2 separate regions of the Homo sapiens genome follow, and region 1 is linked to region 2. Evidence: read pairs that join two places in POLR2A ChIA-PET (ENCODE). Cell type or tissue: OCI-LY7. All regions are shown on one strand. Links, peaks and the distances in the headings refer to the core of each region. The heading gives the core; the rest is flanking DNA.

Region 1 (15,446 bases), core at 7,447-15,446, 820 kb after region 2:
AGGGCAGATCCTTTCCCCTTCTCTCTTCTCTCTGTCTCTTCTCTCTCTCTCTCCCTTTTTCTGTCTGCTTTATGTATGTGTGTGTGTGTGTGTGTGTGTGTGTGTGTGTGTATAATTGAGGTGCCAATTAATGCAAGTTAATCGGGTTCTGATTAACTTGGGGTTTTACTGTTAGCAGGCCAAATTACCTCACCCCTAGAAACACCTGGAATATATTCCCTTCTTTTTCTTGTCCCAGTCACTATTCCTTCTTAATGAAAACGAAACAAAACTTATTCACAAAGCCATGTCTCCCAACTACTTGTGAAAACCCATTGTTAACAGCTATCAAAAGCCCATTTATACTTAAATTTGCCAAGCTGATATTTGGTAGTTCTGAATATATAAAACTCCTTTGGTTATCAAGAGAGAATACAGCCTATATTAGTTTGTTCTCATGCTGCTATGAAGAAATGCCGGAGACTGGGTAATTTATAAAGGAAAGAGGTTTAAGTGACTCACAGTTCCACAGGGCTGGGGAGGCCTCAGAAAACTTACAATCATGGTGAAGGGGGAAGCAAACACGTCCTTCTTCACATGGCAGCAGGAAAGAGAAGAATGAGAGCCAAGTGAAGGGGGAAGCCTCTTATAAAATCATCAGATCTCATGAGAACTTACTATCATCAGAATAGCATGGGGGAAAATGTCCCCACGATTCAATTACCTCCTACTGGGTCCCTCCCACAACATGTGGGGATTATGGGAACTACAATTCAAGATGAGACTTGGGTGGGGACACAGCCAAACCATATCACAGCCTATAAGGTATGAAGAAATAGGGCAGATCTAACAATGATTTGCACAGTCCTAAGCCCTAGACAGTGGGGGAAATGGTTGGCATACCAAAAAGTCACCACTACCACCATTAATTTATTCAGCAAATTTGTAAAAAGTCTACTATGTGCAAATCACTATACTAAGGGCCATAAAGAGGACAAGGCATGATCTAGTAGTTTAATATGGAGACTAATAGTTTGAGCAGAGCTAGTATGTCACACATGCCATGTTCATGGTTCAGGAAATAATATGACAATTCAAAGGAGGATGATGTCACTTCTGGGTATGTGATAAAGGAAAATTTTGTAAAAGAGATGATGTCTGAGCTGATCCTTGAAGAAGGTGTAAGAGTTTAGTAAGCAGAGTTGACAGAGTCCAGTGAAAACAAAGAGGCAGGAAAGCCCAAGTCTGTTCAGGGGCTGTGAGGAAAGATGCGTGAAGGAGAAAAATGACAAAAAGGGTTAGAAAGGCAGGTAGGATTCAATCAGGGAAAACTACTCCCAGCTACATTTTGAACCTTATTCCAAATAAATGAACAGTTTTGACCAAAGCCCTGGTCAAGGGCTCAGACTTTTTATCAGATAGATTTGAGCTCCAATCCTGATTCTACTTACTATTTATGACCTTAAGCAAGTCACCTACCTTACCTCTCTAAGCCTCAGGTTGATCACCTCTATCTCACAGGGCTGCTATCAGGTTTAAGTATAACTGGGATATGAAACACTCACTCATTCTGAAAATATTTACTGACCCTTCACTGTATATGTCCCAGACACTGAGCTTTGTAGTGCTAATACAGAGATAAAGGTAGAAACCCTTCCTTCAAGGAACACATGAGCCAATGCGTAAGGCAGATAAGTAAACAGAAAACTACAATATAGTATGAGTGAGCACAGGGGCAGAGGTGTTCAATAACTCAGATCAGGGGTGGGGGTGGTAAAGAAAACTGACCAGAGGAGGTACTCCCTGAGGCATCTCAAAGGATCCTTTGAAGAGGGATAGAAATAGAACTTACTTTCTAAGGTCTGATTATTTTTATTAGCCTTTATGTTAACATGCAGTTTCTAGCAGAAACAAACATTTAAAACTCTAAATAAATTTTTGTTGTTATTGTTATTCACTTTCATCTGTCTGGTTAATTGTTTTTGTCTTATTTCGAAGTCAGAAAAATAGAGATGGAGTAGGAGAGAGTACCTTATTTCTCAGGTGACCAAAGAGAAGAAGAAAAGAGTCCATTTGCAATCATGATAGCAGTGGAAGAGCCAAATCCCTGGGACATGTGATAAAATGAAGGAATTAAAGGGAAGTTAGCTTAACACGAAGTAGGAAATCCAGGTTCTCATTTGCAGGAGATCTGTTACAGACATTTGTTGGGTTTACAACCCATATTTATTTCCTCTTTTGAAACAGGGCCACAGTTTTGTTTTGTTTGAATCTTTACCTATTTTTATTATACGTGTTCTGGTGAAGCTGACTCCATTTGACTCTGGCTTCATGAGTTGGCTGTGATTCAGGCTTGGCCAATTAGAGTCTCACACTGGCCACGGTGATTGGATCAGAGATGAAGGCATGCTCCAATTAGAGCCAGTCAGAGGCAACGTGGGACTTTTGCTGAACTCCTAAGACAAGTATGCCTTGACTTCTACTTGTTTGAACGTGGGAAGTTGTAGACTAGGAGCTGCTGGTCGCTACTTTGCCACCACTTGCAGCCTTAGATTGAAGCCAGTCAACAGGGAGGAGAGCAGGGATCCTCATAGAAGAATGTAAAGTCCATGGGGGCAGGAAGCTTGGCTTTATTTTTAAATCTTTTTTTATTGGCACATCATTCACATACAGAAAAAAATGTACAAAACAAATGTTTGGGTCAAAAATTATTACAAAATGAATACACCCATTTGTCTACCACCTAGATGAAGAAATAGAACATTACCCCCTCATGCTTCTCCCAATCACTATACCTTCTCTCCTGCTAACTAGTAACATCATAGTTTGACAGTTTTTAAGTTATATAGATAAATGGAGTATATACTTGTGTGTCTGGCTTCTGTCACTCAACATTATTGTAAATGTCTTTGGTACATATATGCCTTCATTTCTATTGAATATATTCCTGAGGATAGAATTGCTGGATCCTGGAGTATACAAATGTTCTGCTTTAGAAGATCATTGCCAAATTATCTTCTGAAGTTATTGTGTCAACTTACTCTCCTACCCTAGTGTGTACCTGTTATTGCATATCCTAGGCAACATTTGGTGTTATAAGTCTTTAAACATGAATGTACAGTATATCATATTGCACTTTCCTAATTACTAATGAGGCTGAATACCCTTTCATATGTTTATTGGCCATTTGTATGTCCTTTTTTGTGGAGTACCTATTCAAGCGTCTATTGAGTTACCCATTTTTTTTCTTTTTTTTTTTTTTTTTATTATACTTTAAGTTTTAGGGTACATGTGCATATTGTGCAGGTTAGTTACATATGTATACATGTGCCATGCTGGTGCGCTGCACCCACTAACTCGTCATCTAGCATTAGGTATATCTCCCAATGCTATCCCTCCCCCCTCCCCCCCATTTTTTTTTCTTTTTTGATTTGTAGGAGATATTAAAATTTTTATCTTTTAAAATATCCTGAATATAAGGCCTTTTTAGCTACAGGTGTTGCAAATACCTTCTCCCACTGGGCTTGCCTTTTTATTCTCTTAATGCTGCCATTGGACAAACATGTTACTAATTTTTTTTTTTTTTTTTTGAGACAGAGTCTCGCTCTGTCACCCAGGCTGGAGTGCAGTGGCACAATCTCGCCTCACTGCAACCTCTGCCTCCTGGGTTCATGCCATTCTCCTGCCTCAGCCTTCCGAGTAGCTGGGACTACAGGCGCCCGCCACCACGCCCAGCTAATTTTTGTATTTTTAGTAGAGATGGGATTTCAACATGTTGGCTAGGATGATCTCGATCTCTTGACCTCATGATCCACCCACCTCAGCCTCCCAAAGTGCTGGGATTACAGGCATGAGCCACAGTGCCCAGCCTTCTTCTCAATTCTTATATTGTTAAAAATGTCTTTTTCTTGAATTGTTGCACTGACTAGAACCTCCAGTGCAATGCTGAAAAGAAGCAGTGATAGTGGACTTGCTTGTCTTTTGTACCACTGCATCTCTAGTGTCTAAAATGGAGCATGGGACTCAGTAGCTTTTCAATAAATATTTTTAAATGAATGACAGTAAAGCTGAGAGAAGTGGGAAGATTGGTTCCTGCTTGATCATTTAAGCTTCCAGATCCCACCATGTCTTAAGTCATCCCTAACCTTGGACTTCTTAATGACATGAAGCAATAAATTTGTTCTCCCTTTTTATGTTGTTTTCACCACGTTAGCCAGGATGGTCTCAATCTCTTGACCTCATGATCTGCCAGCCTTGGCTGCCCAAAGTGCTGGGATTAGAGGCATGAGCCACTGCACCCAACCTGAATCATCTTTAATCCCTACCCATTTCTTAGCTTCTTTGTCCAGCCAATCACCCAGTACTGTCAATTCTGTCTCCAAGGATATCTCTTCAATCTGTTGTTATGGACTGAATGTTTGTGTCCCACCACCCAAATTCATATGTTGAAGCCCTAATCCTCACTGTAATGGTATTTGGAGATGAGACTTTGGAAGGTAATTAGGTTTAGAAAGGGTCAGGATGGTGGGACTCCCTTGAAGGGATTAATGTCTTTATAAGAAGAGGAGGAGACTGATGTTTCTCTCTCTCTCTACCATATGAGGACATAAGTAGAAGGCAGCCATCTACAAGCCAGGAAGAGAGCCCTCACCAGAAACCTGACCATACAGGCACCCTGAGTTCAGCCTCTGGAACTGTGAGAAATAAATTTCTGGTGTTTAAGCCAACCAGTCTATGGTATTTTGTTACGGCAACCCAAGCCAACGAAGACATCTGTCTAACTGGTCTTAGTCTTTACCTGACACCTGGACCCCTTGGATAACCTTCTAATTGCAGGTGCCACACCTTCTTTTGGTCATCTCCACTAATTCACTTTCCACATAGTGGGTCAAACCGATCTTTTAAAAACATGCTTATGTCACCTCATTGCCCAAAGCCCTATTATAGTTTATAATAAAGCTCAAACTCCACCAAGACCTACACCTTCTTGTATGCTCTGGCTTTGGCCCAATTGTCTCATTTAATGCCAGCCACATTGGTCCTTTGTTTCCTCTACTAGCCTACTAGTTCTTCATGCCTCAGAGCCTCTTTCTGCTGGCTGTTTCCTCTTCACCACCACTACTCCTCTACCCTGACCAACTCCTATTCATTTTTCAGTTTAAATGTTGCTTTCTTGGGCAAGGATTCTCTATTTATCTATGTTAAATTATACTCAGCTTGACAAGCTCTCCTAACTTCTGCCTTCTCATGATACATATCCTAACTGTTGTCGAACAATTCCTATAATTGTTTAATGTCTCTCTTCTCACTCCAGATTGTAAGTTCTATGACAGCATGAACGGAACCAGTCTTGCTTACTGCTAGCTTATAGGACCCAGAACACCCTTGATAAATATCCATTGAGTGTGAATGGATATCTGGATATTTATTTAAGAATGAGGATGTGTGCTGGGGGTTAAGGAGTTCTTGTGTAGAAATATTTTTCCTACCTCTTCATTACAATAAAAGATTTAGAATGAGAATCACAATATTGGTTCCATCATTAAGGGGAATCATAATTTTGACAAATTTAACCTCATTCTGGGGGCAAGTAGTGAGTAACTGAGGTAGCCACCAATATACTGGAGCAAAATATAGGTAGGTCGGCAGGCAGTAAAGAATCAGCAATTTCCTTCTTGGATGCCATTAACCAGAGAGATATGCTGACCACCTGGAATCAAAGCAGCACTCCACTGGCATGCATGAGTGAGCCAGTTTAATCATAAAGACAAAGCCATTTATACAAGCTTTTTGTTTGCTCATTGATTTGATGTATGCTTGTTGTAGAGCTCTGCAGGGGGAAAAACTGTCAGTTGCCTGACTTTCAATTTGTAATAGACACAGAAATATGTATGCTTTGTAAATGTGTCCTTTATGCTCATTTTACATTTCTTTTGCTATGCATACTGATCTGCAAAGTAAAGTTGGGACAAACTTAGAAGAATAGAAATAGGCTTTTGCATATTTATGAAGGAAGAATACACGAAAATAGGCTATACATTTTCTAAAATACTGGATTCTTGCAACCAAACAAGAGATCTATCTTTGGACTTAAGAACTGGTAAAGAGTATTTAAAATAATAAATTAATGTATGTTGATTATTTCCTAAGTTATTAAACATCTGTTACCAAGCAAAATCTTTCCTACAAGATGGTTTTTTCTTACAAGTAATGAAAAACTTCATATTTTAGTGAAAGTTCTAACTTTTCCTTTGGGGACAGTGAGAGGAGAATACAATTTTTTTTTAATTCAAGTAATAACTAATTTCAGTTAACATAATTCTTACTTTTCCAGCTATTTGTTGTTATAGCATTTCCTCAGTATAGTGCGAGGCAAAGATCACTAGTCTTAATGTCCTTAAACCTGGTTTCTGATTGGAAATCAGCTGCCACCACTAAAACATGATCTGTCTCAGCCCTCGTCTGTCAAATGAGAGGCATCTGCTGTCCTAAAAGTCTGATTTCAGTGATGTTTTCTTTCTTTTGAGTTTATTAATTCTATTTTATATATTGGCTTAAAAGCTATTAAATAAAAGCATGGAAGGGAAAAAAATGCTGTTCTAAATATAAAGTAAGATTTTTGGAAGTAAGACTTCTACATTGAAACCAGATTCTGATTGAGAACTTTTTATTAGAGCTCAGGAATTCATAGCAGTAAAGAGAGTAAAAAAATACAGATGTTTTACTGCCTGGTGTAATGGGAACCAAAATGACCAGACAGTGGCATGAGAATTAAATGACCTTTATAATGCATTTTGGTATCCAGGAAAATCCATTACATAATTGCAATCCATTCTTATATTAATCTCTTACTTTGGATTATGTTGTTAAATTTGCCTAGTTTTATGATGCTCAGGGTTGTTTTGTCTCTATTTGGCTTGCAAAATTTTCCTCACTGCTTGATTTTTATTTTTTTCCATTTAAAAATATTATATAGTGGGGTAAGAATTTGTATCCCTTGTATTTCTACCCCTTAGGGGGTTCTTCCTGAGCAACGGCTGGTGTTGTCGCATACCCAGTTGATGTATAAGGTGGTTCTTGAGAAAATCCTTTAGGAGGCCAACCCTGGCTTCTGTTTCTCTGGCAATGTATGGCTTCTAAATTGCCCACAATTTTCCTTGAGAAGTTTTAAACAAAATTTCTCCTCTCCTGAGATAAGTTTTAAATGAGAATTTTTTTTTCCTGGCTGGGTGCAGTGGCTCATGCCTGTAATCCCAGCACTTTGGGAGGCCGAGGTGGGCAGATCACCTGAGGTCAGGAGTTTGAGACCAGCCTGGCCAACATGGCGAAACCCATCTCCATTAAAAATACAAAAAAATTAGCTGGGCATGGTGGTACGTGCCTGTGATCCCAGCTGCTCAGGAGGCCAAGGCAGGAGAATCGCTTGAACCCAGAAGGCGGAGGTTGCAGTGAGCTGAGATCATGCCACTGCACTCCAGCCTGGGCAACAGAGCGAGACTTTGTATCAAAAAAAAATGCTTTTTTCCTAATAAATGTTTGACTGTTATATCCTTATAGTTCTACTTCATTACAGAATTGCATATTTAAAACACTTTTCTAAACATTATTACTTAAATTACTCCAAATGTAAAATGAGCCAAGAGTATCATCTTGATCATAAATATAATAAATTAATAGTGGCTTACAAAAATCTTGAGTCCTATAACATATCAATGGCAAGTTGTTTTCAAGATATTAGACTAACTGGTTATTTATTCTGCTTAGTGCATGAAAGAAAGTGGTGTATACTTATAACAGCTAGTTTTTTTTTTAGTCATTCATTCATTATTTCAAGTATTTATTGAACTCTTACTTTGAACAGGCACTGTTCCAGGTGTTGCGTGGTAAAGTGGTAAGCAAAACAGAAAAAAATCCTTGCCCTCAAAAGAGCTTGCATTCATGTTAGGGACAGATAAACAATAAATAAGTAAAACATATGGAGGGTTAGATAATAATAAAGGCTAAGAGGTGAAAGTGGAAAAGCAGTTAAAGCCTAGTGTTGTAATGAGAAATATGCATGTCAAGAAATGCCTCACTGAGAAGGTGATATTTGAATGAAGACCTGAAGGAAGTAAGGGAGTTAGCTATGCGGACAACTGGGGAAATTCCAGGCAGAGAGAGGTGCAAGTGCAAATGCTCTAGGTCAGGGCCATGTCTGGTGTTTCCCAGGAATCGTGAGGAGTTCAGTTGTCAGAAATAGGGGGAGCAGGAGCAGATAAAGTCAGAGAGGTAACAGTGGGATGAGATCACCTAGGGCCTTGCAAGAACTTTAACTTTTCTCTGAATGAGATGGGAGCTTCTGGAGGAATGACCTGATCTGACTTAAGTTTCAACAGAAGCAAGCTGACTATCGTTTTGAGAATAGACTGGTGGGGTCGGGGGAAGAAGGCAGAAATGGGGAGATGGCCTAGAAGACTTTTGCAAAAATCCAGGCAAGTAGGATCATTGCACTGCACAACTCCAAGAAGCATCATTCGCCCTGCCGTCTGTATGAATGGTGCCTTCGGTAATAAGCAGTATATTATAGTCCAACAGCCACAGTCAGGGGCCCTGCGGGCAAGATGGCTTGGATCAGTCTGGATGCAGTGTGAATGGTGAGAAGTCTTTAGTCTAGATATATTTCAAAGGTAGAAATAACAGAATTTGCTGACAAATTAGATGTGGTACATGAAAGTCAAGAATGATTTCAAGGTTGCCCACTAGTTTTATACATTATTAAAATTAATTATGCCAAATACCATTTACTAAGGATGGGTAATTCATAATTATTTTAACTCAACAAGCATCTACTGAAAATCTACTATGTAGTATACTGTTCCAGATTCTGTAGGGAAATTTTTTAAAAGTACCCTGCAACAACAACAGAAAATCCTACCCTGGAAATAGTTACAATTTAGTTCATTAGACATATTCTCCATAGAATAAAGAACCAAATACTGTATAAAGCAACATAAAGCAAAAATATGATAGCAGGACTAACAAAATGGTATATATAACTACTTTTCTAGGGAAATTGTTCAATTTGAAAGTAATCTTATATTTGTCAAGATATGCCCATATCCTCTGTTCTACTCAACAATGTAGTCACTATTTTCCTATAGGAACATGACTCCTGTGTTTTCCATTCAAAATAGTTATTGAACTCTTACTTTGTACCAGGCATGGTACAGACACGTACCAGATATGCTCTGTGGTTGACTCCTGCTCCAGCAGGAAGTATATAAAAGGCTTCATGTTTGAAGTACGAATTATTTGTTTCATGTGCTCTTCTGTTGTGTCTTGGGTTGCATTTTTCGGTTTGGTTGAGAATTCATAATTTTACCTTGGCCCCTAGTTCCTATTTGTCCAGTTTCTGACCTGTCAATGTTCTCTCTCTTTCTCTCTCTCCCTTTCTCTCTCTCTCTGTCTCTCTTTCTCTCTCTCTCTCTCTCTCTCTCTCTCTCTCTCTCTCTCTATATATATATATATATATATATATATATATATATATATAACTTTTTAAAATTATTTTAAGAGATGAGGTCTCACTATATGGCCCAGGTTGGTCTCAAACTCCTGGGCTCACGTGATCCTCCCACCTTGGCCTCCCAAAGTGCTAGGATTACAGGCATGAGCCACCACACTTGGCTTTGACTTGCCAATTTTTATACCTTCTGACCACTGATCTTACTTGCAGCCCATGGGCTTATAAGGACTTTTGAGATCTTGTGGCTTCTCATGCCTCACCTCAACCACCTCATTCATAGTCAAATCTTGCCCCTTCCTATTTTGCGGGTTTCATTAAAACAGCTTTCCTAATAATAATGATATAGTGAAGATTATAATAATAATTATGATAGTTAACATTTTAAAGTACCAACTATGAACTAAGCATTAAATTATGCTATTTAAGTACAATCGTCCCTCAGTATCTGAGGACGATTGGTTCAGGGACTACCCCCTCCTCTGCAGTTACCAAAATCAGGGATTTGAGTAAGTCTTTTATATAAAATGGCAAAGTACTTGCATATAACCTACACACATCCTCCCAGATACTTTAAATCATCTCTAGATTATTTATACTACCTAATGCAATGTAAATGCAATGTAAATAGTTGTTATACTGTATTGTTTTTTATTGGTATTTTTTATTGTTTTTAAATATATATATATTCAATACACAGTTGGTTGAATCTATTGATGTGGAATCCGCAGATATTGAGGGCTGACTGTGCACTTTAAACGTAATCCTCACAGCACATCTACGAAGTCTAAATACTATCATTACCCCACAATGAACTGAGCTTTAAAGAGCTTAAATAATATCCCAAGGTTACTTAGAAAGTGGCAAAGCTGGAATACAAACTCAGAGCCCAGGAACACTATTATGCCAGAACACGTCCTTTTGTACCTTGTACCTATTGAACATGATTCAGAGGGAGAACTGAAGCCAACCCCAGCAACGTTCTCTAAACTCTCAAAGCCTCTATGTCTAATAATGATCTTTCTAATGTTATGCATTTATCATTTTATTTATTTTTCCAAGCTCAAGTTGGAAATAACATTTGCAATACTATCCATCCTTTTTTTTAAGGTGTTGATACTAGAATTGGTTTTGAATGGCCCTAGATACAGGTGTACACACATGTACATGAACTCTGGACCCAGGGTAAATACATAGCAGTTGAAAGGGTAAAAATGCCAACTGGGACTTCTAACAGACCAGGTTCAAAATAAAAAGAGATGAGGGAAAGAGGGGGAACAAAAGGAGAAAACTAACAAGTGTTTATTGAGTATTTCATGTTACCAGTTACTGTGTTAAAATGCTCATTTAATCCTTAAACTCTATTATTAGTCCCATTTTACATGGGAGAAAAATAAAGTGCAAAGAGCTTGTTTTCCCTCTTTGCAGATGAACAAGCTATGAGTTAGAGGCTGATAATAAAGTCACATAGCTAAAGTGTCACAGCCAAGTTTAAAGCCCAAGGTTGGCCAAACTCCAAAGCCTGTGGTATTAACTATAGGCTCGAGGGTAGCCCTTCATGATTGCTACCATCAAAGGCAACCATGATTGTTCACACTTTTTGTAATCCCCTCTCCTCAAGTGTGAGTGAAACTTGTGACCTGCTATAAACCTAGAAAATATGCTAGGATATCACTCCATTTGGCTAGCAGATTCACTTTAGAGACTTTAAAGACACTCCTCACTGGCTGATGAAGTAAACAGCTGTGTTAGGGAAACCCACAGGGTGAGGAACTGCAGGTGGCCTCTAAAATCTGAGGGCAGCCTTGAGCCAGCAAGGAGCCAGGGCTCTCAGTCTGTAAATGCAAGAAAATAAATGCTGCCAACAACCTGAAGGAGACTGGAAGCAGATTCTTCCTCAGTCAAGCTTTCAGATGACAATACAGGCTGATGGATGCTTTGATTGCAGCCTTGTGAAACCTTAAGCAAAGTTAAGTTGTGCTGAGACTCCTGACTCAAGAAACCATGACATAATAAACGTGTGTTGCTTTAAATTGCTAAATTGGCGATAATTTGTACATACCAATAGAAAACTAATATACCATAGTATCTTGGTTTTTCCCTATGCTTGGGGTGCAGTAAATTCTTAGTAGATTACAGCTGCTATTATTATAATAATCAAAATGGAAATCTGAAATATCGAGGTCAAGAAAAAAGTTAACAGAGAAATTTAACAGAGTTAAATAATTGCTTCCAAAGTAACCAAGCGGCTGGTGTAGAAGACAAAAAGATGATATGTTGAAGACTTGTATATTACTCCCAACAAGTATTGAGTACATTATCATCACCACATAAAATATTATAAATTTTCTAGTGGTGCTTATATCTACATTTAGCTTTAATATCTTACACCATACTCAAAGTAAACTGGAAAGTTTTCCTACATTAAGATAGTCCTATATTACCTATGAAGAAATATCAAAACACAGTTTCAGGTTAGAGTCATATTGTTATAAATTATCATTTATATTTTTATATACTATATATTAGCTGTATCAAAAATTGTAAAATTTTTTAAATTATAAAAACACATATAATTATATATTTATATATATAACATTTAAGAATAGCTCAAATATGATGCATAAAATAATTCAGGACATTATTGGATCCAAACCCTAATGAAACAATTACCAGCTTGACACCTTCAGTTCATTAGTGCATGTAAATCTTGCTTATCAAAGATAGCTTATTTATACTAAACACACAATATAATTACACATATTTAGCTGTAGAGTAGGTTAAGAATGTGGATGGGTTTCCATTGCATAGATTCAAGGTTTGCTATCACAGAAAAAAGAAGCTAGTGCTTCTATCTTACTAAATTGGAAAATTATTTTTCTCATTGTTCATTCTATCAGTGCCCCCTTTCCCCTCTGTATTTATATAGCACGGGAATGTATAGTTTCTATCAAATAAATCATTAGAAAGGCAATGTTCAGGCCGGACATGGTGGCTCACGCCTGTAATCCCAGCACTTGGGGAGGCCGAGGCGGGCAGATCGTGAGGTCAGGAGATCACGACCATCCTGGCTAACACGGTGAAACCCCGTCTCTACTAAAAATACAAAAAATTAGCCAGGCGTGGAGGCGGGCGCCTGTAGTCCCAGCTATATTGGGAGGCTGAGGCAGGAGAATGGTATGAACCTGGGAGGTGGAGCTTGCAGTGAGTCGAGATCGTGCCACTGCACTCTAGCCTGGGTGACAGAGCAAGACTCCATCTCAAAAAAAAAAAAAAGAAAGGCAGTGTTCAGTGATTGAGTAGCTATGTTAACCTTACTACTGCCACCTATACAAATATGCACAGAATACACAGTAAACATAAACATAGCCCTTTTATAGGTGTTATGGCATTAGAAAATTTGCCATTCTCCCTCTAATTAGAACATATAACCTTGATGGACTATCACTTTTCATGTGATTGGTCGGTAACAGATATAATAAATATGCCAAATACAGTGTTAGTGACATGGTAGCTAAATATTTTCTTCCTGATTCCTTTTTTTGAAGGCAATGATGGAATCTTAACTCCTATCCATTTCTTAATTTTGTATTAATTTCTTAATTTTCTATCATCTGTGCTTTCTGGAAATGTACACTAATAATATATCTATACCTATTTATTTGTGATTTGGCTTTTAGCTCTCATACTGACTGAAATGATTCAAGTGATAGCAAGTGAACATAGTAATTAATTTGAAATTTATCTAGGTTTAAATGAAATTGCTTGCCCAGTTTACACACTTTAAAAAAATTTTTGCAAACCTGATCATCAGCATTTACTTTCCTGTTTAGATTCAAGATTATGAATTGTTCTGTGGAAAAGTAAAAGTAAAAGTAAACATTGAGCTGGATCTCTGAAAGAACTAAGCACGACACTCAATGTGTATTTTCTTCCTATGGTATGTTATCAACAGATGGATAATGAGGAAGCAAACCAGACTGTCTTGTTCTAGTGTCTGGGAGACAACTGACGGCTATCATTTAGTCCAAGTGCCAAGTTGGAATCTTTTCTGGAACAAGGTGGGGTATAAACACAAATATTTTTTTAAAGGCCAAACCAGCCAGGCTTAAGGAAGTTTTTGAACTGTTGTTGACTTCCTGAGGGGGGTCAAAATATAAGAATTTGCTAAATCCAATTCCTAGCATAATCTATGAACTGATTCTAGACATAAAGAAAAATTATTTTCCTTTCTGGCCTTAGATAAAACTTGGTTAATCCTCTTGTTAATATTTTCACAGTATAAACACATCTTTTTTAATAAAAAATTTTTAAACTGACAAATAATAATTATATATATTTATAGGATCCAATGTGATGTTTTGATATATGTACACACTGTGGAATAACTAAACCAAGCTAATTAACATATCTTTCACCTCACCTACTTTTTTTTTTTTTTTTAAGAGATGGTGTCTGGCTATGTTGTCCAGGCTGGACTCAAACTGCTAGTTTCAAGGCATCCTTCCACTTCAGCTGAGACTACAAGTGTGGGCCACTGTACCCAGCTTATTTTTTTTATGGTGAGAACATTTAAAATGTACTCTTGGCTGGGCGTGGTGGCTCATGCCTGTAATCCCAGCACTTTGGGAGGCTGAGGCAGGTGGATCACGAGGTCAAGAGTTTGGAGACCAGCCTGGCAAATATGGTGAAACCCCGTCTCTACTAAAAATACAAAAATTAGCTGGGCGTGGTGGTGCGCGCCTGTAGTCCCAGCGGCTCGGGAGGCTGAGGCAGGAGAATTGCTTCAACCTGGGAGGCAGAGGTTGCAGTGAGCCAAGATCATGCCACTGCACTCTGGCCTGGGCAACAGAGCCAGACACAGTCTCAACAAAACAAAACAAAGAAAGTACTCTTTTAGCTATTCTGGAATATTAAATACATTGTTATTAACTGTGGTCATCGTGCTGTGCAATAGATCACTAAAATTTATTCCTCCTACCTGAAACTTTATACCCTTTGACTCACATTTCCCCTTTCCTCATCACCCTTTACCCCCCAGTCTTTGGTAACCACCATTCTACTCTGCTTCTATGTAAACTCATCTGGTTTTATAAGTGATCAGGGATTTAAGAGGACTTCACTCTTTTACAGTTAAATTTATTTCATATTGGGGAATGATTTTCTCACTTTGTTTCTTACATAATTTTAGAGGATTGAACTTAGAAAAATATAATGTAAGAGTTTTCTCTCAACTATTTTTGATGCTTCCTTACTTTTTGTCCTCTTTCCCCAACTTTAGCTCTTTGGTGGGGAAAATATTATTTCATAAAAGTTATGTTTGCAGTTTTCAAAGTGACTTCTTAGAAGTGAAACTTGGATCAACATTTTTTTCAACCCCCCAACTATAAGAGTTACATTTTCACTTTTGATTTGTTAAAACATACTATGTCTTATAAATGCTTGAAATTTATTTTTAGGCAAGAATTTCAACATTGAATAAAATCTTCCCAAAATTAAGTCACAAGCACTCAAAGGATTGAGGATCTTTTTCTTCCTAAAATATATGTGTGTGTGTGTGTGTGTGTGTGTCTTTATATTTATATACTAAGACCTTCCCTTTCTTGTGGACTGTGTTTTATTGGTTTAAAGTTGCAAGTCCTGTGAAACCAGGCTGAAGTCAGAATTAGAAGGTATTAATTATCATACACACTCCAAGTATCTCAGTCAAGTAACAGGAATAACTGATTACAGTGTCTGGGAGGAAGGCCTGGAACTTGGGGAAGACTTGGAGGGGAGGACTGGATGGGGAAAAGGCCTCAATAGAGAGAACTGGGTTGTTGCGGAGGGGTGACCTTTAACCTTTGGAAGGGCATTTACTAGGGAACAGCTGAAAAGCATTTACTTCGAGGGGGTGGGGGAGAGGAGGAATCTCGTGGAAGTATTTGCTTTAATAGGTCCCGGGTGATTTAGGGATGTTTCGAGT
Region 2 (16,929 bases), core at 7,903-15,902:
TGCTGGGCCAGGTCCTGAGCAATGGGGGAAGAAGAGATGGGCAAGGACATAGGGTTGCAGGCACTAGAAACCGAGGCACCTGACCCTGGGGAGCATGGACATGTGTCTCAGTGGAGATAGGTACCCAGAGGAAGCAGGTGGGGACATTCAGGAGAACAGACAACATTACAAAGGTAGGGGGAATTTTAGATCCCTCTAGTGCATACCTATGAGTGTAATATAAATTTTAAATTTTTAAAGTAATACCTTCACATAGTCTAGAAGCTGAGGCCTCCTGCCAATAGCCAGCACCAACTTGCCAGTCATGTGAGGAGCTTCTTGGAAGCAAATTTTGCAGCCCCAGTCAAACTTTCAGATGTCTGCAACCCCATAAGAGACCCTGAACCAGAACTGTCAAACTAAGTTACTCCTGAATTTCTGACCCACAGAAACTGCATGAGGTAGTAAGTGTTTTATTATTAAGTAGCTTCATTTTGGGGTGATTTATTGCACAGCAATAAAGAACTAATCCATAATGCTTGCTGTTATTACTTTCTTGGGTCAGCATCCCCAAGCAAAGAAGCTAAGGAAGGAGATGTCCTGTGCTATGCTGCAAACAGTGGGGATTGTGTGTGTTGGCAGTGGGGGGTGGGAGGGAGGGGAGGGGCGTGGGTACTGGGATTTTTTAGAGAGAGAGTCTCACTATGTTACCCAGGACTCAAACTCATGGGCTCCAGTGATCCTCCCACTTCAGCTTCCCAAGTAGCTGGGATTACAGGTGTGCACCACTACGCCTGGCTGTGAACACACACCTAGTGTTAATAGCTAGGACCACCTTGCTCCTGGGTTGCATATAACATGACGGACTAAGGATCATCGGGCCACATTATAAAGCTTCCTTCAAAATGAGAAGTTTCACACCAAGTGAAGTGTGCTTCAGAAGCCAGCAGTCTCTGGAGGAGATGCCTGGGCTGGCAAACTTTGCTCACAGATGACCTCAAGTGCTCAGGTAACACACATCAAAATGAGAGTCACGGGGCTATAGATCTAACACAGTTCTCATAGCTGCGAATTGACTGAGCACTTTCTTTTCTTTTTCTTTCTTTTTTTTTTTTTTGAGATGGAGTCTTGCTCTGTTGCCCAGGCTGCAGTGCAGTGGCACTATCTCGGCTCACTGCAATCTCCACCTCCCAGGTTCAAGCAATTCTCCTGTCTCTGCCTCCTGAGTAGCTGGAATTACAGGCACCTGCCACCATGCTAATTTTTGTATTTTTAGTAGAGAAAGGGTTTCACGATGTTGGCCAGGCTGGTCTCAAATTCCTGACCTCAGGTGATCCACCCACCTCAGCCTCCCGAAGTGCTGGGATTACAGGTATGAGCCACCATGCCTGGCCAACTGAGCACTTACATTAGGAAAAGCTGGTCTCAGCCACAGATTCATTTGGGTCTGGCCTATGTTGCCAGAGAGTGGAAGCTTCAGCCTCTCCCATGAAAATGAGGCAAAAACCTCTGCAGTATTTCCCAGCAAAACAAGTTTCCTTCCTTGTGGTGTGGGGCACATGCAGCTGTGTTTCATCAGCTAATGTGAGCTTGTGTCCAAGAAGTCCCCACCCCTCTCTCCTCTGAGTACCTGAGATTCTGGGAAATGAACTCTATTTTAAGCCTCTGGGTTTTCCTTGTCATTAGGAGCACAGAGCTCCTTGCAAATAGGTAGCCACAGGGGAGCTAAAAAAAGGGAAGATGAAGTGAGACCCACATAGCCCCAAGTCTTCCACCTGAAGACTCTGGAATCCATCATCACCCTTGGAGACATTAACTGTCTTTGGGTAGGGGCTTCTCTCAGCGATGGAATGGTTAACCGATCTGAGCTCCTTCCCTGTAAGAAGTTTGATATAAAACATGTCAAGAGTATTTTAACACTTCTGTATTTTTTCAGCCAGCCGCAGTGGCTCAAGCCTGTAATCCCAGCATATAGGGAGGCCAAGGTGGGCAGATCACTTGAGGTCAGGAGTTCGAGACCAGCCTGGCCAATATGGTGAAATCCTGTGCCTACTAAAAATACCAAAATAGCCAGGCATGGTGACAGGTGCCTGTAGTCCCAGCTACTCGGGAGGCTGGGGCAGGAGAATCACTTGAACCCAGGAAGTGGAGGTTGCAGTGAGCAGAGATCGCACCACTGCACTCCAGCCTGGGTGACCAGAGCGAAACTCTGTCTCAGAAAAAAAAAAAAAAAAAAAAAAAAAACAACTATATTTTTTGTTGTTTGCGCCTTTCTTTTTTGATTTTGCTGCAGCAAAATGGATATTCAGCACCATCTACCTCTCAACAGCTATAAAGGGAAGTAGTTGAGAAAAGACCACTTTCCAATTTTCCTACATCCCTTGGGAAGAAAGGACATGACACTTGGGTTCAGATTTTTTAAGGCCCAAGTGTTGACTAGTCTTCCCTCCTCTAGCCAAAGCCCATAGGTAGTAAACAAATTCAGTCAACTGGTTTCTTACAAGCCTTCCTTAAGCATTTCATGAAGGATGCTTTTTGGATTAACGGCTAATATTGACTTCAGTTCCCAAAGGAAATTGAACATTTCCATGTACTTCCCAAAGGGTAAATGAAGAAACCCATGTTGAAAAAGTTAAATCTGCATTTCTGAGAAATAACCATAGTTTGTGTGGGAGGTGTCCTTGGCCTTCACTCTCATGCTCCTTGAGGCGACAATGTCAGTGCCATAGCTGAAGGGTAAATGGTGTGTGAATGAGGTGCCCTCAGCAGCAACTTTAGACAAGGCTGACAGCGAAAGACAAGCAAAAATAAAATCAAGGTAAAATACTGCCAATGCTTCTATTGCTATTTGTATCATGTTACCCTTAATGATTTGTAATTTTACATTTAAAGTTATTATCTTTTGGCAGGCACCTTGACTTTAAGTGTCTGTTACACCAAAGGTTATGGCAAACTGTGTCTGCAGCCCACAGTAAAATCCAGTTTAAGGCTCTCCACACTGGAGTGCAGCTATCCAGGTAGGTAGTGCCACCAGCCTAAGGTCACACCTTCTTCCTTGGCGTGAGGTTGCCCTACGTTGGCACTTATCATGGTCACTGCTTTGGTGACTGTCATTCTGCCCAGGGCTTTAAGTGACCACCTTCCACAGACTCCCCCATTTCATACTACAGAGAAAGCATCTTGTGTCTTACCTTCCCTCCCTTAGTGTGCTAGGACTGCCTGGTGAGTGGCACTAAAGGATCATCCCTTGGTTCCTGATATCTAGGAACCCACATATGCTTAAAAACAGCAAGATAACTCCCCAGATTGAATCTCTGCAGGCTGAAAAGTTGGATGGATTCCAACTAGAGCACCATTTCCCTAATCCCACACACTTTTAAGGGACTAGAGACTGAGGAATGTTCAGGGATTATCACAGAATATTCTGGTCCTTTTGTTGGAGCCTGAAAGCTCTTTAGAGCAATTGAGTACACAGAAATTCAGCCAGAATGGGAGCACAAGCAGAAGCAGACCAAGCTATTTCTCCCCTGAACACACACTCTGCACACTGACAGGTACAAATATAGCTAAAAGAAATGACGATTACATAAGTTCCTAGCCAGTGTCCAGCACATAGTAAGTCTATCAGTTAGCTCTTCCTGTTTAACAAATCTTCCCTAAACTTAGTGGCTCAAAACAACCACCCTTTAGCTTACGATTCTGCAGTCTGGCATATTTCTGCCAGCTTGCCCATGCTCAGAGGCCAGCTGCCTGGTGGGCTAGGGCCTGGCTGGACTAGGACAGCCTCAGCTGGGGCAGCTTCTCTGTGTTTCTCATTCTCCAGCAGGCTAGCTTGGGCTTGTTCACACAAGTTTCCAGAGAGAGAAGTAGGCAAGAGCTTCAGAACCGTACAAACAAGGTCCGCTGCATTCTACTGGCCACAGTGAGTCCCTAGGGCAGCCCCAGTCGAAGGAGCAGAGAGGTAGTCTGTTCCTCTTGATGGAAGAGAGGCACAGAGTCATTTAGCTTAGGGGTAAACATATAGACGCAGTGAAGGATTGTGGCCACTTTTACAATCTACCACTGTAGCTACCAATAAGTTCTGTGTTTACAGTTTTTCAGCCATTTCCAAAAGGAATTATATTGATGTGTTAGTTGACAAGCCTACAATGAAAAGATAGATGGGAAAAGAAGACCATCAGACAGGTAAAGAAGATTGTCAAAGACCAATACCTTTGTTAATGCGCTTGCTCCCCCAACAGCCAACCCCTCGAAGGGTCCCTCCCTGACCCAGCCCTCCTCCTCCCTCCCCTTAATGTGAGATCCTCACTGGGCCTCAGCCCAGGGCTTGCGTCCTGCCCTCAGGGCATGAGCATCTGGTTGAGACTGTCTCCATCTTCTGGCGTAGCAGCTTTGGTCCCTTGTGAGCTACTCAACTCCTTGATGGAGTCATTTCAGAGTCTCTGGGAAAAATTGAAGCTCTCCTCCAAGAGTTGGGGGTGGGCTCCCCTGGTCTGGAATGTTCTTTCCCGTCTTATTTGGAAGTTAGAAAGTGGCTAGTAACATGGCCAGCGCCTGTGGGATCATCCTCTTCCTCAAGGTGGCTGGATATGTGGAGACAAGCACGAAGAAGTCCAGGCTCTGTCACGACGTTGCTGACTGGCTTCTGTCACATTTTCAGGTGAGGCAAATCTGTGTAGTGATTTCCTGTCAAGAATAGGAATGACATCCCCTCCTCCCTCTGATTGCACTACAAATGCCATCACACACGCAATGCACTCATGAGAACTCCATTGTTCTATTTCTTCAGCAGAGCAGACGCTGTTGGCTTCTCATCTTCACTCACACAACCCTCTTTTCCACAGGCATCTTTTAGCTAGAGGTGCGCGTGTGACACCACATGGACTGTGAGAAATAGTCAAGTTCAGCCTAGTGACGCTTCTGGCAAAGCTTGTTTTCCTGATTTTTAAAAAAGGAGTTGGGGGAGTGCCATGCCTTTTGTCCTTCCTCCCTCCTCCTGCCTGGAACATGGATGTGAGACCAGGAAGTACAGCAGCCATCTTGTGACCATGAGGACTAAAGGCCTGCGCTGAGGATGGTACAGTAAAATGAAAGAAGCAGCCTGGATGCCTGATGAGCAGCTGTGCCAGCCCCAGGGTCATGCAAATCAGTGTCAATCATTGTGGTTCTGGTTTTCTCCTATTTGTAGCCAAATAAATTCCTTACTGATATAGGCAGGGTCCTTGTTGGTTCCAAAAAAAAGTGGATTCACAGAAATATAACTGAGAGAACCATGAATTTCTAAAGAAGTCCTAGAAATAGATCAGTCAGAGAAGTTGTCCATTTCAGGCAGGGGTTTCTACTGTAAGTTGCTTGGATGGAAAATAAATCAGTGTTAAGGAGGTGAGAATGCCATCACTTGAATTGTATGACTATATCTTATTAAATCTCAGATGCCATCAGTTGTAAGGTATAGCATTATTTTACATATCACTATGAGAGAAGAAAATGCTCTCAAGACATATCACTGATTGTAAGATGCATCCACCTTGATTTCAGAGATTTTAAAATGTGAAAAAAGGGAGGGACATCTTAGGATCAGTGAAATATGGCACATATTTATTTGCTTCCTTGATTCCTGCCTGCTGTGCTCATTAGACCAGAGACACTGTCTGCCATGCTCTCTGCCAAGTCCTCCATACCTAGAATTGGGCCTGGCATAGAGTGGGGTCTATAAATATTGGTTAATTAATAAGTTAACTAATAAGTTCTAGTCCTTGCTTTTCCAATAACTTCCCATGCTACCCTGGCTGGAGAAAGCATTTCCCTTTCTCTGTACCTCATTTCTCCATAATCTAGTTCAACTGACCCTCACCAGAACTGAAGAAACAAAAAGCCCCAAATACATGCAAAGCGGACCTACACTCTGCATCACCATGGTGACGCCTCCCAGGGTCCCAGAGGGCAGGGAGGCCTCATCTTCCACCATCCCTAGAAATCTCTCTTTCCCCAGAGCCCAACTCCTTCTAAAGCTCTGTGGTTAACCCTTTCCAGGCAAGCCTTTTCCAACACTCTGTTAGGGTTACTAAATGTGCTCCCTACAAATGGACTAGGGCCAAGGAATTATGCAAGATCCTTCAAGCAAAGAGATGGTATTTTGTAACTTCCCTGAGTTTCTCCAGGAAGATGAAATGCACAACATATTTTAGAATAATATCAACCTACATATGTCAGAGAGGTAGTCTTGTCTGACCAAAGCCCTTGAGCTGGTGAGGGGCGGGGTTCCAGGTGCCCCTTCTGCTGCACTAGCATTGTATTCAGAAGTAATAAAGATGATGGCTTTCATGTAATGAGTGACGAACCCTTTGCATATATTCCTTCATTGAGTCTTCAACAGAAACTTATGGGGTAGGAAGTATCTTTATCCCCATTTTACAAGTGGGGAAACTGAGGCATATAGCTGTTAAGTAGGTGGCAGAGCCTGGCCTCGAAGTCAGGTGGGGTAGCACCAGAGTTTATGCTCTTAACCACTATGCTCTATTGCCTTATAACTGCCTTACACTGGGTACCTAGTTCATCCCAGGCTCTGTGCTTGGCATTGAGGCACAGACAAAAATAAAGCCTAGTTTCTACTCTGGAAGAGTTCATGCTCTAATGGAAAAGACAGACCTGCTGGCAGAGATGGTCATGAAGTGTCACAGGAACACAAAAGAAAGAAAAAAAAAGGCCCATGCCTGTAGGCAATCAAGGAAGGGTTCACAGAGGAGGTGCCTTTGAGTGGGCCATTGAAGGGAAAGTAGGAGTTTGCTACATAGACAATGGAGGGAAGGGCATCCCAGAGAGCAGAAGCTTCTTGGAGGCTCTGGGGAGGAGGAAGACACAGAGGAGCTGACAGAAAGCAGGACTGGAAATTAGGGAAGGGGCCCCATGAGGAGGGAGTTTGCCTGCCTTGGTCAGGGAATCTGAGAAGGGTTTAAACAGTGGAGGAATACGCTTGCCTTGCATTTTTGAAAGAGTTCTCAGGTAGTTGCATAGGGAGTGATTGTGGTGAGGAGAAAGAACTGCATTTGAGTGGATGGCAAACTTCATGTTTCCCCTCTGTGAGTGACATTGTGAAGAGGAGAAGAAAAGTGTAGACAGATATGGAGATTAGCATGCGTTTTTTTGTTTGTTTGTTTGTATGTTTTTGTTTGGGTTTTTTTTTAAGACAGGGTCTCACTCTGTTACCCAAGCTGGAGTGCAGTGGTGCAATCATGGCTCACTGCAGCCTCGACCTCCTGGGCCCAAATGATCCTCCCACCTCAGCCTCCCAAGTAACTGGGACTACAGGTGTGTGCCACCATACCCGGCTAATTTTTTAATTTTTTTGTAGAGATGAGGTCTCCCTATTTTGCCCAGGCTGGTCTTGAATTCCTGAGCTCAAGCAATCCTCCTGCCTCGGCCTCCTAAAGTGCTGAGATTACGGGCATGTAATCTGCCACTGCACCTGGCCAAAACTAGCATGTATTAAAACATATATTTGGCTTCAAGCATAGGAAAGGATGAACATCCACACCTACAGAACTCTCTCAACCTGAATAGGCTTTTTTTTTTTTTTTTAACTGCTCTTTGTGGAGTAGGGTTACCCCATAGGTAGTGTGCCCTAGCCCCATGTGTTCGTGTGCATTGACTTGAGGGCTCTGGCAGGGTTTCTACTCCCTCTTCTAAAACACCATCTCTCTGATGCCTGAAATTCCACTTTCAGAAATTATTCCTATAGGGTAAGTGCTGATCTCTCTTTTCCAGAATTTCTCTTATTTTTTCCAAAATGGTTTTTTTACTTATGTTTTAAATTTCCAAAGTGACATGGCCTTCTTATAGAAAAAGAATGCATTAAAACATAATTGGAAGTGTCTGTTATTTCCTCCCAACTCTGGCTTAGACTCTGAGCATCCCTCAATACCCATTCTCCATTCTTTGTTTTGGTGGAAGGACCCTGATTATATTCTGGGTGACAATGTGTCTTGCTAAAAAAAAACCCTTCATTTCTCAGACTTTCTTAGAGCTAAGTGTGCACAACCTATGTGACTAGGTCCTAGCAATGAGACAAGTGCAAGTGTTCTGGGGGCTTCATGGGAGATGACAGCAGGGAGTGGAGGAGCTTTTGTCTTTCTTTCCTCCTTCCAGCCTGCAACTCCATGTGATGTAACGACTGGAACTTCAGCAGCCATCTTGGATCATGAGGTGACCTTGAGGATAGAAGCTGCATACCCAGATAGTGATCAAGGGGCCACTGTACCAGTCCTGGACTGCTCGCCTCTTATATGAGAAAGAAAAAAATTTATGTTTATATATATATAAAATATAATATGTAAGTTATATTATATTTATATATTATACTTAATAAAATATGTAAGTTTATTATTTATATAATATATAAACATATATATTATATAATATATAATATATAAACATATATATTATATAATATATAATATATAAACATATATATTATATAATATATAATATATAAACATATATATTATATAATATATAATATATAAACATATATATTATATAATATATAATATATAAACATATATATTATATAATATATAATATATAAACATATATATTATATAATATATAATATATAAACATATATATTATATAATATATAATATATAAACATATATAATATAATAATATATGTTATATATAATATATAAACATATATAATAAACATATATATAATATATATTATATATTATATGTTTATATATTATACATATAATATATGTTTATATATTGTACGTACAATATATGTTTATATATTGTACGTATAATATATGTTTATATATTGTACGTATAATATATGTTTATATATTGTACGTATAATATATGTTTATTGTACGTATAATATATGTTTATATATTGTACGTATAATATATGTTTATATATTGTACGTATAATATATGTTTATATATTGTACGTATAATATATGTTTATATATTGTACGTATAATATATGTTTATATATTGTACGTATAATATATGTTTATATATTGTACGTATAATATATGTTTATATATTGTACGTATAATATATGTTTATATATTGTACGTATAATATATGTTTATATATTGTACGTACAATATATGTTTATATATTGTACGTATAATATATGTTTATATATTATATATAATATATGTTTATATATTACATATGTTTATATTTTATATATATTTATATTATATATGTTTATATTATATATATTTATATTATATACTTTTATATATTATATATATTATATGTTTATATATTATATAAAATATATGTTTATATATTATATATAAAATATGTTTATATATTATATATAAAATATATGTTTATATATTATATATAAAATATGTTTATATATTATATATAAAATATGTTTATATATTATATATAAAATATATGTTTATATATTATATATTATATGTTACATATAATATATAATATATGTTTATATATTATATATTATATGTAACATATAATATATAAAATATATGTTTATATATTATATATTATATGTTACATATAATATGTTTATATGTTACATATAATATATGTTTATATGTTACATATAATATATGTTTATATGTTACATATAATATATGTTTATATGTTACATATAATATATGTTTATATGTTAGAGAGAGAGAGAGAGAGAGAGATGGAGTTTCACTCTTGTCACCCAGGCTGGAGTGCAGTGGCGGAGTCTCTGCTCACTGCAACCTCCGTCTCCTGGGTTCAAGCAATTCTCTGGCCTCAGCCTCCCGAGTAGCTGTGATTACAGGGGCCTGCCACCACACCCGGCTGATTTTTGTATTTTTGTATTTTTAGTAGAAATGGAGTTTCACCATGTTGGCCAGGCTTGTCTCAAACTCCTGACCTCAGGTGATCCACCCACCTCAGCCTCCCAAAGTGCTGGGATTACAGGCATGAGCCACCACACCCGGCCAGAAATTTGTATTTTTAAGCTGCTATTGTTTTGAATATTCTGCCACATGCAGCTCAACAAATCCTGCGTAATACACCAAACATCCTGGTCTTTAAGAGAAACTAACTGGCCCAATAGTAGCAGCACCATGACTGACTGAGCCAGATATGGTCAACTGACCCCAGTGGAATCATCTGTAGGCTACATGAAGCCAGATCCTCCCTCTCAGGAACTGGAGGCCACAGAAAGTCTAGCTAGTTGGTGCTAGACTTGAAAGTCACATAGTCACGAGGTGCGGGGGCCACCATTTTAGGGCAGCCATTTTATGAGACCATGTGCAAGCTGACAGCTGAGTGAAGAGAGCTGTCTGCTGAGAGAAAAGATTGAGGTGGACGCAGGTAGCAGAGATGAGAAACGTAACAGATCCCTAACATAACCTAACATACAGTCCTGTGATTTCCTTTTTCATTTTCTAGGTTCCCCTTTAAGTAATGCATACACCAATAATACTTTAGGATAAATTACTTTTGTCATCTTCCCAAGTGGAGGAAGTAAAGGAGGAGACAGACAGGTAATATGAGGTTCAGGGGAGAGGATGCCAAAGGGATGGGAAGTGGCTCTGGCAAGTCTGCCCTCACAGCACCTGAGCCCAGCCCAGCATGTAGAACACTCTCCCTACTTTTGGGTCTGCAGGGGCTGGCTATAAAATTCCTGGAGAGATTTGTTCCAGAGCACGGGGTTTAACACAGAAGGTCAAGAATTAGCTGGAAGTATGGTATCTTCAGAGCAGGATCTGTGGCCCATACTTGATTCTGCAAAAATTCAAGATGCTTATATTTTGCTCTAAGAGACTGTGGTTTCTTTATTCTGTTGCACCAAAAACTTGCCACATCACACTTGAGTTGTTTCTTCCTCTTTCTCATATCCTAGGCAATAAACTGTTAACTAATATGAATAAAAACTCAGCTTTCTTAGTTACCTACCTAAACGAGTAGCCCCTGAAAAAGCTTTCAGAAAGGGCATCAGAAACACCTATACCCTCAAAGAGCCTCCAAAATCAAGTGCCAATGCCACTTTATTTACTTGAACTTATCTATACTGTTAAATAAAAATTGCAGGAGGCCATTGTTTTGGACTAAGCTCCTGCACTAGGCCCCAACAGACAAGACTAAAAATAGAGTCACGCTGGCTGGGCGCGGTGGCTCACACCTGTAATCCCAGCACTTTGGGAGGCTGAGGCGGGCAGATCACCTGAGGTCAAGAGTTCCAGACCAGCCTGACCAACATGGAGAAATCTCATCTCTACAAGCTGGGCGTGGTGGTGCATGCTTGTAATCCCAGCTACTTGGGAGACTGAGGCAGGAGAATCACTTGAACCCAGGAAGCGGAGGCTGCAGTGAGCTGAGAGTGTGCCGTTGCACTCCAACCTGGGCAACAAGAACGAAACTCCGTCTCAAAAAAAAAAAAAATTAGAGTCACGCATGCCAAAATTCCATTTCACCAGACTAAAACTAAGTTATCTGACCTTCTGAGAAATAAGGTAACAGCCAATTTTCCAAACAGGCCAGTTTCAATCTTCAGTTGGCACGATAATGAAGTTTCCTCTGCCTTAATCCTTACATGCAAAAGTTAGCCCGAAGTAACACAAGGTTCACTGATCAGTGATTTTTCTACTCTTCCATCTCCCTGTCCCGCCTTACAAGGCAAGTAACTTTGAAATGATCAATCTGCTTTTTGTTCTTTGTTTTTGCTTTCTTCAGCCTTTTCTGTCTGTAAAGCCAGCCTCTTCTCCTCAGTTCATTGGACACTTATTCTGTTTTATGGAACGAAGTGTTGCCCAATTTTAGAATTGCAACAAAGCTTGTTGAGATCTTTAAACTAAATTTGTTGTAATTTTGTCTTTTACGATACTCTTTCTCATGCCACAAGGGATCTAAGGGGGGTTCTGATCTCATGTGTCATCAGTATCATCCTCCAAGCATGTATTAAACATTGGCTACATGCAGAGGGCTAGAAATAGAACAATGGCTAACATGAATGGAACACTTACTGTGGGCCAGGCATTGTGCTAAGTGATTTACCTACATTAGTCTGTAAGAGGCACTACCGTGTTTCATTGAATCAACAATACCAACAATTGTGAGTTACACCACTATGTATTAAGAAAGAAAAAGGAATCTGTCAATTAACTGGAGCATGAAATACCAGTCAGGATATGCTAGACTGTGCTGTCAAAACACAGAACCCCAATCTCAATGGCTAAAGAAGAAAGGTTTATGCTTCTGTTCAATGCCCACCAGCTGCAGCTCAGCTCTACATCCTCTTTACTGTGGGACAGGGCCCACGAAACAGCCTCCATCTGGAACTTTGCTGGCTGCTGACGTGGATGAAAAGGAGCATGAGCTGAACGACAGTTGCCTTTGAAAGTGCAGCCCGGATGTGATAGATGTTGCTTGCTTCACACTCCATTGGCCAGGACAAGTCATATGGCCACCCTGGCTCAGGAGGTGGAGTGTGGGCTTCTCTGGCAGGGCACTCCTAGAGGCACTACAGTCGATCTAGGAGTGGGAATACACCATCTCCTACCCCCATATCAACTGTAAGACATAGCCCAATTTCAGAGAGATTAAGATGCAAAAAGCTGCACATCCTAGAATTGATGAAATACACGATATCATCCCCAGTACACAGGTGAGGAATGGAGGCTTAGGTGGGTCATAAAATGTGCTTGAGATCTTAGAGCGGCAGAGCTGGGGCTTCAACCCAGGTGTCACTAACTCCACTTTAAACCACCCAACTTCCCAGGTGTGGCCTAAATGAGTCCTTGAGTCCTTACCAAAATAGTAGGATCTGTCAGGTCCTGGGGAATTACTCTCTATTTATTTGTAATTTTTTTTTTTTTTTTGGAGATGGAGACCTGCTCTGTCACCCAGGCTAGAGTGCAGTGGCATGATCTCAGCTCACTGCAACCTCTGCTCCTCAGGTTCAAGCAATTCTTCTGCCTCAGCCTCCCAAGTAGCTGGGATTACAGGCTCCCACCACCACGCCCAGCTAATCTTTTTGTACTTTTAGTAGAGATGGGGTTTCTCCATGTTGGCCAGGCTGATCTCGAACTCCTGAGCTCAGGTGATCCACCCGCCTCAGCCTCCCAAAGTGCTGGGATTACAGGCGTGAGCCACAGCACCTGGCCAGTAATTTTTTTTTAAACCTCTTTTATTCAAAGATGCATTGAGTCAGCACTGTGTTAGGTACAACACTAAAGGCTAAGACTCTAGTTCTCCTAAATAAAATGCCCCAGGTCAGCCAGGGGCCAGAAGGAAAGATCCACAGAGGTCAGTCATTAGCTGTGGAGCAAAAGGAGTGTGCTCAGAGGGTAAGATACACGTGACCTCTTCCCATACTGGGCTGGCCCTGGTCATAAATTGTCCCGTAAAGAGATGACTATTTAGTCAGAGGCCTGGTGGGTGCAGTTTGAGTGCCAAGAAGCAAGTGAGCTGGCCGTTGGAATGTGAGTGTGGGTGGGTGGGAGGGGGAAGTGGCCACTGGCTTCCACTGAGTCACAGAGGGCTGGGTGCGGAGGCAGCTGGGCTCCACCTTGGCGCAGCAGGAAGGAGAAGGGCAGGAAGAGCAGAGGCTCTTCTGGGGTGGGGTGGGGCGCGGAGGGGAGGAGGGCGGGCTCAGGGCACAGCAGATCCAGGCTGCAAGCAGGCCTTTGGCATAAACACTGCCCAGGGAAAAGCACCCAGGATCCAGGTGGCCACCCAGAAGGCCCCTTCTTGGGTGTAAATTGGGGTTGCCGTGAGAACATCCAGAACCCCTGCTTTTATCAGGTGTGAAATTCAGAAGCTGCTGGATGGAGTGTCAAATACAGGTCCCAAGAAGTAGAGATTTGGGGTCCTTTAGTTGCCACTCCTCCTCCCAGAGTAAGAGTCTCAACATATTAACAATGGGGAGCACAGTGATGTGGCTCACACCTGTAATCCCAAGCTACTTGGGAGCTGAGGTAGGCGGATGGCTTGAGGCCAGGAGTTTGAGGTTGCAGTGAGCTATGATCACACCATTGCACTTCCAGCCTGGGTGACAGAGGGAGGTGTTGATTCTAAAAAAAAAAAAAAAAAAAATGGGGAAGAATAAGAAAAGCCGAGGGTTAGCGGGAAGAAGAGGAGAGTAGAATGGGTTGGAGGGGAATGTGGACAAAATGTAAACATTAACTAAAGCCTGCTCCAGGATGGCATCCCTGGGTACCTACAGCATAGTCTGAGTGTGCAGTGCCAGTTCTGCTTTATATAATAAATGGAGAGGAAGTGTGCTGGAGGCCTGTGTGTGCGTCCGGGGACCGTCAGTGTGGGCTCCTGCTAAACCCAGAAGTCAGGCAGAAGCCAAAGCTCCCAGGAACCCCTGGAGAGCAGATTCACCCAGGGCACTCTGCCCAGCTTGCTCCCAGCCTCCACATGCACTCCCGACCGTCAGACCCACCCTCCAGGGCTGTCATGTCCCTAGAGCCTGCTTCCTTTTCCTTTCCCTTTCCTCCCTTTCCCTTCTTTTCTTTTCTTTTTTTTCTTTTTTTTTTTTTTTTTTTGAGATGGAATCTCGCTCTCTTTGCCCAGGCTGGAGTGCAGTGGCGCGATCTCAACTCTCTGCAACCTCTGCCTCCCCGGTTCAAGTGATCCTCCTGCCTCAGTCTCCTGAGTAGCTGGGATTACAGGCACCCACCACCACACCCGGCTAATTTTTGTGTTTTTAGTAGAGACAGGGTTTCACCATGTTGATCAGGCTGTTCACGAACTCCTGACTTCAAGTGATCCACCCACCTCAGCCTCCCAAAGTGCTGGGGTTACAGGCGCCCACCACACCCGGCTAATTTTTCTTTTTTTAGTAGAGACAGGGTTTCACCATGTTGGCCAGGCTGTTCACGAACTCCTGACTTCAAGTGATCCACCCACCTCAGCCTCCCAAACTGCTGGGATTACAGGCGTGAGTCACAATGCCCAGCCCCTAGAGCCTTCTTTCACGTCGTCGTCTTCGCCCTGGATGCTCTCTCTCCTCCACAACCTTCAAGGCCATCCTCCTGAATCACTTCAGCTGCCGCTGAATAAGTGCAGTGTGCTCATTGCTCAGGGCTCCTCTGCCTACACAGGTGGGGACAGGACCCACCCTAGCTAAAAGGAAAAGGGAGGGACTATATTGTCTCATGTAACTGCTCTGAGGAAAGTGCCACACTAGAGCTGGCCCTGGGGAGCCCTGGCAGGCCAGCGACTTAAACTCTATCTGTCCATCTGTCCCTGCCTGGCTTTCTTCAGCATGGTTTTCTCTTTCTTTCTCTCAAGCTGGCTGCCCACTAAGGCCAGAATATGGCCTTGGGGCACTCCTAGTTCTCCCCTTACAACCTTGTAACCAATGGAAGCCACTTTTCCTCTCCTGGCTGATGGCTTTAGAGGTAACATCTCAGCGAGGGACTCTGGCTTAGCCTGAACCACGCTTGTACCCCAGGGGCCAGGGTGGTGAAGTCTGAGTAGAATTTGGAGGGGGTGGTGCCGGGAAGACCAGGGCAGTCTGAGGCACACGTTATGATGTCATATCATTTGCTAGTTGTTGCAGGTGTTAGTTAACTTCAGGGCCTCAATTACCCTTCTGAATGCCTCAAAATAGGGGACTCTCTCCTATGCTTGTTTTGGTGCCCAGTAAGCAGGCCCTCAATAAATGTTTGCTGACTGGTTGATTAACCATTAGACAAACAGGCCTGCCCAGGACGGCTAATCCCTCAAAATAAACACTTGTGAAACTCAGAGTTGATCCCGAATCCTGGGGATCTTTCAGGCTCTTTGTAAATCTAGTATTATCCAGGGAACGGCAGACCTCTGGAGGCTGAGCTGCCTTTAAGAATAAAAACCTCTCCTCTCCCTCCCCTCCCACTCCTCCCAGGACAGAGAAGGGCGACTTTTGCAGGGAGGGCACCTTCCAAGGATCTTTGCTCATTTCCCTCCCCACCAGGGATCCCTACCTTAAAGGTTGGGATAACAATTGCCTATGATGGGGATGGAGCAACAGCACTCGCCCAGCAGAGATGATACTAAACGTGCATCTTAGAAGACAGTCAATGGGTTATCGTACGTCATTTAACCTGTCCGTTTGAGGGTGGTCATTTATGTGCCTTTCAGCTTTTTGTCATCTCTCTTGTCTCCCACTTGGACATCCCAGGGTTGCCCAGCAGCGCCTCTGTGTTTCAGAGCCAGACTCCCTCCCATCCTTCCTCTGGACTTTTTCTCCTGAGAGCCAGTCTGCAGCTTCAAAAGCGGGTGGTTATACTCACTCCTCAGTCTGTGAGCATTTATTGATTAACCTGCCAGTCAGCAAGTACTTAGTGAGCATCCGTTGTGTGCATCAGTCATTGTGTTGGGAGTGGAGAGGACCCCTGAGAAGTGTAAAACAGGATCCGCTCTCAAGGAGCTGCAACTACGCAGGGAGATGCCTGAAGAGAGATGATCCTGGGCTGGAAGGTCTTGAAGCTTCTCTGGGGCATTAATATAATGTGGTTATAGACTAAGCAATTGGGTTTGGGTCAGCGCCTGATGGATGGGTAGGATCTGGCTATCTATTAGAAGGTGGGGCAGCGGGGAGATGGGTAGACATTCCAAGAACAGGGAAAGTCAAGGAGGTTTGAAAATACAAGGTGTGTTCTAGACTTGACCTGCTTGGCCAGAGCAGAGGAGTTTTATGAAGAAATGACAGAGGTTTACCTCAATATTGGTTAGAACTAATAATTATGTAATGTATCCCATAGGCAGCAGAGAACAAATGAACAATTTGAGCAGGTAAAAAACTAAAATTGAATAGTTTTTATGATAGTGTTCACATCCCAGTTGCTCAGTGTTGCCTCTGTGATGAACACTGTTTACTTTACACTCAGCAACAATTCCTGACTCCTTTCTAACAGAACTCCAATGTTGTTCAAGATCTACTCCCCCACTATTCTGCCATGTGCCCTAAGAAAAGCCGGCCCCACCCTGC

What was found. Peaks named below come from ENCODE experiments on the same cell type or tissue, not always from the same donor. Only the 100,000 strongest peaks of a DNase experiment are listed, where the experiment ranks them.
Region 1: POLR2A ChIA-PET joins it to region 2 with 15 read pairs; 2 of 35 experiments call an interaction of 5 or more read pairs at or near these places.

Annotation. Positions count from the first base shown.
Region 1 is chr2:64,019,755-64,035,200 of GRCh38, reverse strand. No RefSeq gene overlaps it. Among named protein-coding and RNA genes, the nearest start is that of VPS54, 8.0 kb to the right of the region's middle. In OCI-LY7, for the core only: CTCF peaks have their summits at 11,125, 11,325 and 12,803; DNase peaks (open chromatin) are centred at 9,260, 11,280 and 15,370; H3K4me3 peaks cover 901 bases; H3K27ac peaks cover 437 bases.
Region 2 is chr2:64,835,507-64,852,435 of GRCh38, reverse strand. LINC01800 (long intergenic non-protein coding RNA 1800) reads left to right here. Exons shown (of 5, transcript NR_110224.1): 2 at 2,889-2,996; 3 at 4,073-4,164; 4 at 4,559-4,639; 5 at 4,824-6,306. Among named protein-coding and RNA genes, the nearest start is that of LINC01800, 20 kb to the left of the region's middle. RefSeq lists enhancers at 12,265-12,314, 12,891-14,090. In OCI-LY7, for the core only: no CTCF peak of the experiment used is centred there; DNase peaks (open chromatin) are centred at 12,325 and 14,225; H3K4me3 peaks cover 1,635 bases; H3K27ac peaks cover 2,813 bases.